Regions from separate parts of the Homo sapiens genome. Here region 1 is linked to region 2. A link is an interaction called in ENCODE POLR2A ChIA-PET data of the cell type or tissue named here. Cell type or tissue: GM12878. All regions are shown on one strand. Each heading gives the region's core, and the rest is flanking DNA. Links, peaks and the distances in the headings are about the cores only. Region 1 holds the start of PNMA1 (PNMA family member 1). Region 2 overlaps ALDH6A1 (aldehyde dehydrogenase 6 family member A1).

The links. Peaks named below come from ENCODE experiments on the same cell type or tissue, not always from the same donor. Only the 100,000 strongest peaks of a DNase experiment are listed, where the experiment ranks them.
Region 1: POLR2A ChIA-PET joins it to region 2 with 6 read pairs; 2 of 35 experiments call an interaction of 5 or more read pairs at or near these places.

The regions. Positions count from the first base shown.
Region 1 is chr14:73,710,587-73,714,974 of GRCh38, reverse strand. It overlaps PNMA1 (PNMA family member 1), which reads left to right and starts at 591. Exons shown (of 1, transcript NM_006029.5): 1 at 591-3,192. The coding sequence starts at 1,336. The coding sequence ends at 2,397. RefSeq lists enhancers at 126-195, 1,136-1,195 and silencers at 416-695, 876-1,045. In GM12878, for the core only: no CTCF peak of the experiment used is centred there; no DNase peak of the experiment used is centred there; H3K4me3 peaks cover 2,937 bases; H3K27ac peaks cover 2,082 bases.
Region 2 is chr14:74,066,800-74,071,187 of GRCh38, reverse strand. ALDH6A1 (aldehyde dehydrogenase 6 family member A1) reads left to right here. Exons shown (of 12, transcript NM_005589.4): 7 at 2,207-2,328; 8 at 3,619-3,808; 9 at 4,302-4,388. It also overlaps a transcript of BBOF1 not described here. Among named protein-coding and RNA genes, the nearest start is that of ALDH6A1, 15 kb to the left of the region's middle. In GM12878, for the core only: no CTCF peak of the experiment used is centred there; no DNase peak of the experiment used is centred there.

The DNA.
Region 1 (4,388 bases), core at 86-4,085, 360 kb after region 2:
AGGAAAATAATACACTAATGTTTGCCTGGCTAAAAGATGACTCAGTAGACACAGACAGATTTTTACAAAATTTTAGACAAGAAAAAGTCTAAACTCAGTGTCTCACACAAATACACAGAAATGGCGCACTCCGACATTTTGGCTTCATTGGGATGAAATATGCAGGGTGCACAGTGTGGTCAGGGGCAACGGGAAGCCAGGGTTCTGAGGAGAGTATTTTCACGTGCAGGGTGGACTGGCTGAGCAACCCGAGTAGACAAGTCCACCATGAGGGATGCATTTCCAACAATATCATCTTAAATCCACTCCAGGATTGGGTTATTATTTTTAAAACACGGTGCTTAGTAGTAGTTGTTTACTGTTAAAATGCTAAATTATGAAAAAGGAAATGCGCCATCAGAGAAACAAATGCCCGAGCCCCTCGCTGGCTCCACGGCAACCGCTCGACCCCCGCGAGCCGCCGGAGCAGGCGTGCCTCGCGCCGGCTGGGACACCGTTGCCATGGAGACGCCCGAGCAGCTCCGCCGCGGGGGCGGGACGGGGCGGGGCGGGGCGGACGCCGCTCGCCGGCTGGCCCCATCCTCCACTGCAGCAGTAACGTCGCGGCGGGTTGCGGGTAGGACTGGACGCCAGAGCAGCCGCGCAGCGCCTGAACCGCTGCGGGCCGCCGCGGCCGCCCCTTCCCACCCTCGCCTCTGCTGTCTCCAGCCTCGCTTCTCCGACTTTCCTGCTCCTCTGCTGCCTTCGTTTCTGGTCCTCGGCCGTCCTCGCCGCCCGCCCAGAGGAGTCCCCGCGCCCGCCAAGAAGCCGCTTTCCGCTGGCCCGCAGCCGCCGCGACTTCGGCACAGTTTCTCCCTCTGGCTAGTCTCCCAAACGGCCGCTCCTCGCCCGCGGGAAGACCAGGCTGCGACCGCGAACGCCCGATCCTCTCCAGGAGCCGCAGCGAGCGCCCGGCGGCCACGCCCCGCGACCACACCCCGGCGGCTCTCGGCCCAGCGCGCCTGCCTTCGCCGCCCGCCGTCGCTCCTCGCCCGCTGCACGACGACGCGACGCCCCTGCTGCAGGCGGCGGACCCGACCGGACCCAGACCCAGACGCAAGATGGCGACGGCCGCGTGACTGCCTCAGCGTCCCCGAGCTCGGCTCCGAGTGCACCTACGGACTGACTGTGGGGGCAGAGAAGGGCGAGATCAGGACTCTGTCTTTGTTAATCGTGACTGCATGAAGGTCGCCTCCCTCGGGCCTACTTGGTGGGAGTGTCTGGTATTGTTCTAAGGCCAGGAGCACGGTGAGCCACAGTCTGTTGGTAGAATTTGGCGTCTTGATAGTTGAGAAAATGGCGATGACACTGTTGGAAGACTGGTGCCGGGGGATGGATGTGAACTCCCAGAGAGCTCTGTTAGTCTGGGGCATCCCAGTGAACTGTGATGAGGCTGAAATCGAAGAGACCCTCCAGGCTGCGATGCCCCAGGTCTCCTACCGAATGCTTGGGAGAATGTTCTGGAGGGAAGAAAATGCGAAAGCAGCCTTATTAGAGCTCACTGGCGCTGTAGATTACGCCGCGATCCCCAGGGAGATGCCGGGCAAAGGAGGGGTCTGGAAAGTGTTATTTAAGCCCCCAACTTCTGATGCTGAATTTTTAGAAAGATTGCACCTCTTCCTAGCTAGAGAGGGGTGGACCGTGCAAGATGTTGCCCGTGTCCTTGGGTTTCAGAACCCTACTCCGACCCCGGGCCCAGAGATGCCAGCAGAGATGCTAAACTATATTTTGGATAATGTTATTCAGCCTCTTGTTGAGTCCATATGGTACAAGAGGCTGACACTTTTCTCGGGGAGGGACATCCCAGGGCCTGGAGAGGAAACCTTTGATCCCTGGCTGGAGCACACTAATGAGGTCCTAGAGGAGTGGCAGGTGTCCGATGTAGAAAAGAGGCGGCGGTTGATGGAGAGTCTTAGAGGCCCCGCCGCTGATGTTATTCGCATCCTTAAGTCCAACAACCCCGCGATAACCACTGCCGAATGCCTGAAGGCGCTTGAGCAGGTGTTTGGGAGCGTTGAGAGCTCTAGGGATGCCCAGATCAAATTTCTGAACACTTATCAGAACCCGGGAGAAAAATTGTCTGCTTATGTCATTCGTCTGGAGCCTCTGCTACAGAAGGTGGTAGAGAAGGGGGCCATTGATAAAGATAATGTGAACCAGGCCCGCCTAGAGCAGGTCATTGCCGGGGCCAACCACAGCGGGGCCATCCGAAGGCAGCTGTGGCTTACCGGGGCTGGGGAAGGGCCAGCCCCAAACCTCTTTCAGTTGCTGGTGCAGATCCGTGAGGAGGAAGCCAAGGAGGAGGAGGAGGAGGCTGAGGCCACCCTTCTGCAGTTAGGCCTGGAAGGGCACTTCTGAGTGCCAGGAAAGGCAGCTTTAGTGCAGACCTAGATCACAGCTACTTTTCTTGTCCCTGTGGGGTCTTACAGATGTGTCTCTGAGTAGTAAAGGCTTAGCCTTGTTCTGTTTTGTTGTTTTTTGGAGGGGAAGGTTAGTCAGGCCTGAGTATTCATGTAACATTCTAAAATTGTGCCAGCGAGCACCGTGAACGACTGCAATGCAAGCGGGTCTTGCTGGCTAAAATGCCAGGTAAAGGGTTGGTTGGACACAGCGCTTAGTGCACGCTGTCATCATGGACATCATAATCAGTTGTGAAAAACACGCGAACCTATGACACTTCTTATTCCACACTGAATGTGAAATTGCATGTTCAGATGTTTACTACGAGGCCTGGCTCACAGGAAGTGTTCAGTAAAAGTATGCACTGTTAGATTACTGATAACGCGGATAGATTTTTGTTTACCATAAATTGTTCCAGATTTATATTAATGGAAGGAAGTGTGCATTTATTAGCTATTACTCAACTTTACAATGCAAACATCTTATTTCTCATCTTTAAACATGTCGACCAGTTTAATTGAAAAGTATTCTGAGACTGCAAAATGGGGTGTTAAAAAATACTGCAGTTACGGAGCTGTGTAAACCAGTTTCTCATTGCATAAGATACAGATGTAAATTGCATGGAGAGGTTGATATGCACCTGTACAGTAATTCACTCCCCCATTTCACATCTTTGTCAGAGAATAGTTCTTGTTCATACTGAGTGTTCTAAATTTGAAGTTATATATACAAATTAAAATATTTTAAAAATTCTGTTGTCTTCTCATTTTTCTGGCATGTATAAACATTTTTAGCCTAAGTAAACTGTCCTTTTTTCTTATGAAGACTTTGTCATTAAATCAAACCATTTATTTTAAGCTTTGTATGATACTATGTGAATTTAAATGGCAGGTCCTTTTTTTCCTTCCCCTCTTGCTGTCATCTTAACAGTTTTTTGTTTTGTTTTTTAATTTTTAAAATTTTTTATTTTTATCGGGCAGAGAGGGTCTTGCTCTGTTGCCCAGCCTGGAGTGCAATGGAGCGATCTCGGCTCACTGCAACCTCTGCCTCCCGGGTTCAAGTGATTCTCCTGCTTCAGCCTCCTGAGTAGCTGGGATTACAGACATGCGCCACCACGCCTAGCTAATTTTGTATTTTTTTAGTAGAGACGGGTTTCACCATGTTGGTCAGGCTGGTCTGGAACTCCTCACCTCAAGTGATCCACCCACCTCGGCCTCCCAAAGTGCTGGGATTACAGGCGTGAGCCACCTCGCCGTCTCTACTAAAAATACAAAAATTAGCCGGGTGTGGTGGTGCGTGCCTGTAATTCCCGCTACTTGGGAAGCTGAGTCAGGAGAATCGCTTTGGGAGGCGGAAGTTGCAGTGAGCCGAGATTGCGCCATTGCACTGCAGCCTGGGCAACAGAGTGAGACTCCATCTCAAAAAAAAAAAAAAAAAAATTTAGATACCAGATTTGGCTCACACTTGTAATCCCAGCACTTAGGGAGGATTGCCTGAAGCCAAGATTTTGAGACCAGCTTGGGCAACATAGACCCAATCTCCACCCAAACTTTTAAAAATTAGCCAGGCATGGTGGCACACGCCTGTGGTCCCAGCACTAAGGTGGCCACCCAGCGGCTAAGGTGGGACATCGCTTGAGCTCAGCAGGTTGAGGCTGCAGTAAGCCATGATCGTCCCACCGCACTCCAGCCTGGTGATAGAGTGAGACCCTGTTTCTCAAAAAATTTTTTTTTAGAAAATCTTGAAATGGGGTTCAGGAGGTTATCTGGCAGTGTTTTTCTCTTAAGATCACTTTTCAGCTAAACATTTTGTTTCACTGAAGAAATAGCTATAATTCATCACACCTGTGTAAAATGAAGGCTATTTTACAGCAACCATTTTATAGCAGGACGATATAAAAAGGGAAATACAACTTTAAAACATGTTTATTTTGCTGCAAAGATTCAGTG
Region 2 (4,388 bases), core at 145-4,144:
CCCTTATGCATATGGCTACTTAATCTGGCTACCAAAAAATCAAGGTGTTGAGTGATGGTTGGATGTTTTAGGATAAGGAACCTACTTGTAAGGAGGAAAGGATTTACTCATTTTAACCTCCATGTTTGTTGATGATTTTGCCATCTTTGTGCGCCAAGGTAACTGATTGGGGAATAGCAGTGCTTGTTGCCCTACAGTATATATTGGGACACTAGAAATATGGATTAGGGCTAGACACAGATAAGATTAAAAAGAAACTTTTTTCTTCAGTGTGAAGAGAATACATGAGGGTATTTAATTCAGAGAATTTGCAGATCTCAGAGATACTGAAGGCCTTCTAATTCATGTAATAATAGCTAATACTTAAATAGTGCTTCTGTGTTTCAGGCACCGTTCCTAGTGCTTTTTATCTATTAATCTTTATAATCACCCTTTGAGGTAGGTATTATTTTTCCATTTTGCAGAAGAGAAAAATGAGACATAGTGAAATTAATTAGCCCAAAGTCACAGTGCTAGAAAAAGCCAGGATGTGTATACCCATCCAGGAAGGCTGACTCTGATTTTTGCTTTTAAAAACTACACTATATTACCTCTTACATGAGAACACAATAGTGTCTGAGTGTCCCAGTACATAGTCACCATTGAGGAAATATTGTTATTCTTTTTTTTGAGATGGAGTCTCCCTCTGTCGCCCAGACTGGAGAGCAGTGGTGCGATCTCGGCTCACTCTACCCGCTGCCTCCCAGGTTCAAGCAATTTTCCTGCCTCTGCCTCTTAAATAGCTGGGATTACAGGCATGCGCCACCGTGCCCCACTAATTTTGTTATTTTTAGTACAGATGGGGTTTCACCATGTTGGCCAGGCTAGTCTCAAACTCCTGACCTCAGGTGATCCACCCGCCTCGGCCTCCCAAAGTGCTGGGATTACAGGTGTGAGCCACTGTGCCTTGCCTATTGTTATTCTTAAAGGACAAAAAAGAAGGGTTCAGTATTCAAAGGCTGTTATTTTGGAGGAAAATAGGAGTTGCAGCCTTCAAAGTTAGATTAAGGCTGGGTGCAGTGGCACATACCTGTGATCCCAGCACTTTGGGAGGTGAAGGCAGGCGGATCACTTGAGCCCAGGAGTTCGAGACCAGCCTGGGCCATGTGGCGAAACCCCCGTCTCTACAAAAAAAATACAAAAATTAGCCAGGAATGGTGGCATGTGCAGGTAGTCCCATGAGGTGGGAAGACAGCTTGAGCCTGGCAAACAGAGGTTGCAGTGAGCCAAGACTGTACCACTGTACTCTAGCCTAGGTGAAACAGTGAGACCCTGTCTCAAAAAAAAAAAAAAAAAAAGGTTAGATTAGAAGTAGAAATTCTGGAATAGCAAATGAGAAAAATCATGAAAGGAAAGAGACTAAATAGAATTTATTTTTATATTTTTTATTGTTTTGAGATGGAGTTTTGCTCTTGTTGCCCAGGCTGAGGCGCAATGGCACAATCTCGGCTCGCTGCAACCTCTGCCTCCCGGGTTCAAGCAATTCTCCTGCCTCAGACTCCCAAGTAGCTGGGATTACAGGTGCCCACCACCACATTTGGCTAATTTTTTTGTATTTTTAGTAGAGACAGGGTTTCACCATATTGGCTAGGAAGGTCTCGAACTCCTGACCTCAGGTGATCCACCTGCCTCGGCCTCCCAAAGTGCTGGAATTACAGGCATGCGCCACCGTGTCCAGCCGGCTAAATAGAATTTAAAAGAAACAAGGAGAGAACTTCACAATGAGAATCCAGTACAGAAAAACACAGGCCTGATGCAGTGGCTCACACCTGTAATCCCAGCATTTTGGGAGGCCAAGGCGAGTGGATCACGAGGTCAGGAGTTCAAGACCAGCCTGGCCAAGATTGTGAAACCCCGTGTCTACTAAAAATACAAAAATTAGGCAGGCATGGTGGTGGGTGCCTATAATCCCAGCTGCTTGGGAGGCTGAGGCAGAGAATTGCTTGAACCTGGGAGGCGGAGGTTGCAGTGAGCCGAAATTGTGCCACTGCACTCCAGCCTGGGCAACAGAGCGAGACTCCGTCTCAAAAAAAAAAAAAAAAAAAAAGAAAAAGTAAAAGAAAAACACAGGAAAACTTCAAATCCATAGCAGTGGGGAAAGGGGAAATTTGCCATGTTGAGAATCCATTTGCTCCTTTGTGAGTGATCATTTATTTTCTTCTTAAAGCTGTAAATTTTATTTGCGATCATCCGGACATCAAAGCAATCAGCTTTGTGGGATCCAACAAGGCAGGAGAGTATATCTTCGAGAGAGGATCAAGACATGGCAAGAGGGTTCAAGCCAATATGGTGACTTCTTATTCCTTTTTTCTCCAATCTTTGTTCTATATATGAAAATTACCTAGGAACAGACCTTCAGCAGAGAGGCCACTCATCCCACTCCAATGTCAGTGTTTCTTTCTTTTTTTTGAGACAGAGTCTCTCTGTCACCAAGCTGGAGTGCAGTGGCATGATCTCGGCTCACTGCAACCTCTGCCTCCCGGGTTCAAGCGATTCTCCTGCCTCAGCCTCCCGAGTAGCTGGGAATACAAGCACATGCCACAGCGCCCGGCTAATTTTTCTATTTTTTTTCAGTAGAGACAGGGTTTCACCATGTTGGCCAGGATGGTTTCGATCTCCTGACCTCATGATCTGCCCGCCTCGGCCTCCCAAAGTGCTGGGATTACAGGCGTAAGCCTTACCATATCCTCCTGAATGTCTTCTCTTTAATCATGAACCTTTTGAGGAGTTTCATTCTAAGTCACGTTAATCACTTTTTTTCTTTTTTTTTGAGACAGAGTCTTACTCTGTCACCCAGGCTAGAGTGCAGTGGTGCCATCTCAGCTCACTGCAACCTCCACCTCCCAGGTTCTAACAATTCTCATGCCTCAGCCTCCTGAGTAGCTGGGATTACAGGTGCCTACCACCACACCCAGCTAATTTTTGTATTTTAAGTAGAGACAGGGTTTCTTGGCCAAGCTGGTCTTGAACTCCTGACCTCAAGTGATCCACCCACCTCAGCCTCCCAAAGTGCTGGGATTACAGGCATGAGCCACCATGCCTGGCCTCTTTCTTGAAATTCTACATCAAGAGGTCTACTTTCTGTTTTGCCTTTCAGCTGGTTACTGGCATTATTGCTGTAAGGCTGTAAGTTCTTTTTTTTTTTTTTTTTAACATTGCTCTTCATATAACTAAAAAACCCAGCAGACAACAAATTCCTGTTTTTTGTTTGTTTGTTTGTTTTGAGACAGGGGTCTCACTCTGTCACCCAGTCTGGAGTACAATGGTGTGATCTTGGCTCACTGCAACCTCCGCCTCCCAGGATCAAGTGGTCCCCCTACCTCAGCTTCCCAAGTAGCTGGGACCACAGACTGGTGCCATTATGCCTGGCTAATTTTTTGTATTTTTTGTAGAGATGGTGTTTCACTATGTTGCCTAGGCTGGTCTTGAACTCCTGACCTCAAGTTATCCTTCTCACCTCAGCCTTCCAAAGTGCTGGGATTACAGGCATTAGCCACCACACCTGGTCCACTGCTTAATTTCTTAGCTTAGTTGTATTTGGCCAAGGAAGACTCATGTGCTTTCTGCATTTTTTTTTAGGGAGCCAAGAACCATGGGGTAGTCATGCCAGATGCCAATAAGGAAAATACCCTGAACCAGCTGGTTGGGGCAGCATTTGGAGCTGCTGGTCAGCGCTGCATGGCTCTTTCAACAGCAGTCCTTGTGGGAGAAGCCAAGAAGTGGCTGCCAGAGCTGGTGGAGCATGCCAAAAACCTGAGAGTCAATGCAGGTAATCAATCACCTGACTTGCCCCCTTAGATTTTGCATCTGTGGCATTAAGCTCTTGGGTTCTGTCACTGGCCTTGGCCAGTGGGAACAATCATGTCTATTCTTGCCATTTCCTCTCTTTATACTGTACTTGTCATTTGGAGTCATCTTGTTAGCAGTCTTTTTTTTTAAAGCACAGGCTGTCTGTTACCCAAGCTGGAGTGCAGTGGCACCATCCTAGCTCATGGCAGCCTCAAACTGTTGGGCTCAAGTGATCCTCCTGCCTCAGCCTCCTGAGCAGCTTGGACCACAGGTGCGGGCCACCACCTGGCTAATTTTTTTATTTTTTGTAAATATGAAGTCTCACTTTGTTGCCCAGGCTGGTCTGGAACTCCTGGGCTCAAGCAGTCCTCCTGCCTTGGCCTCCTAAAGCTTTGGGATTACAGGCATGAGCCCTGGCAGCAGTCATAATTTATGTTAATGAGGACCTTAAATTCTTCTGTGTTGTTTTACAGGAGATCAGCCTGGAGCTGATCTTGGCCCTCTGATCACTCCCCAGGCCAAAGAGCGAGTCTGTAATCTGATTGATAGTGGAACAAAGG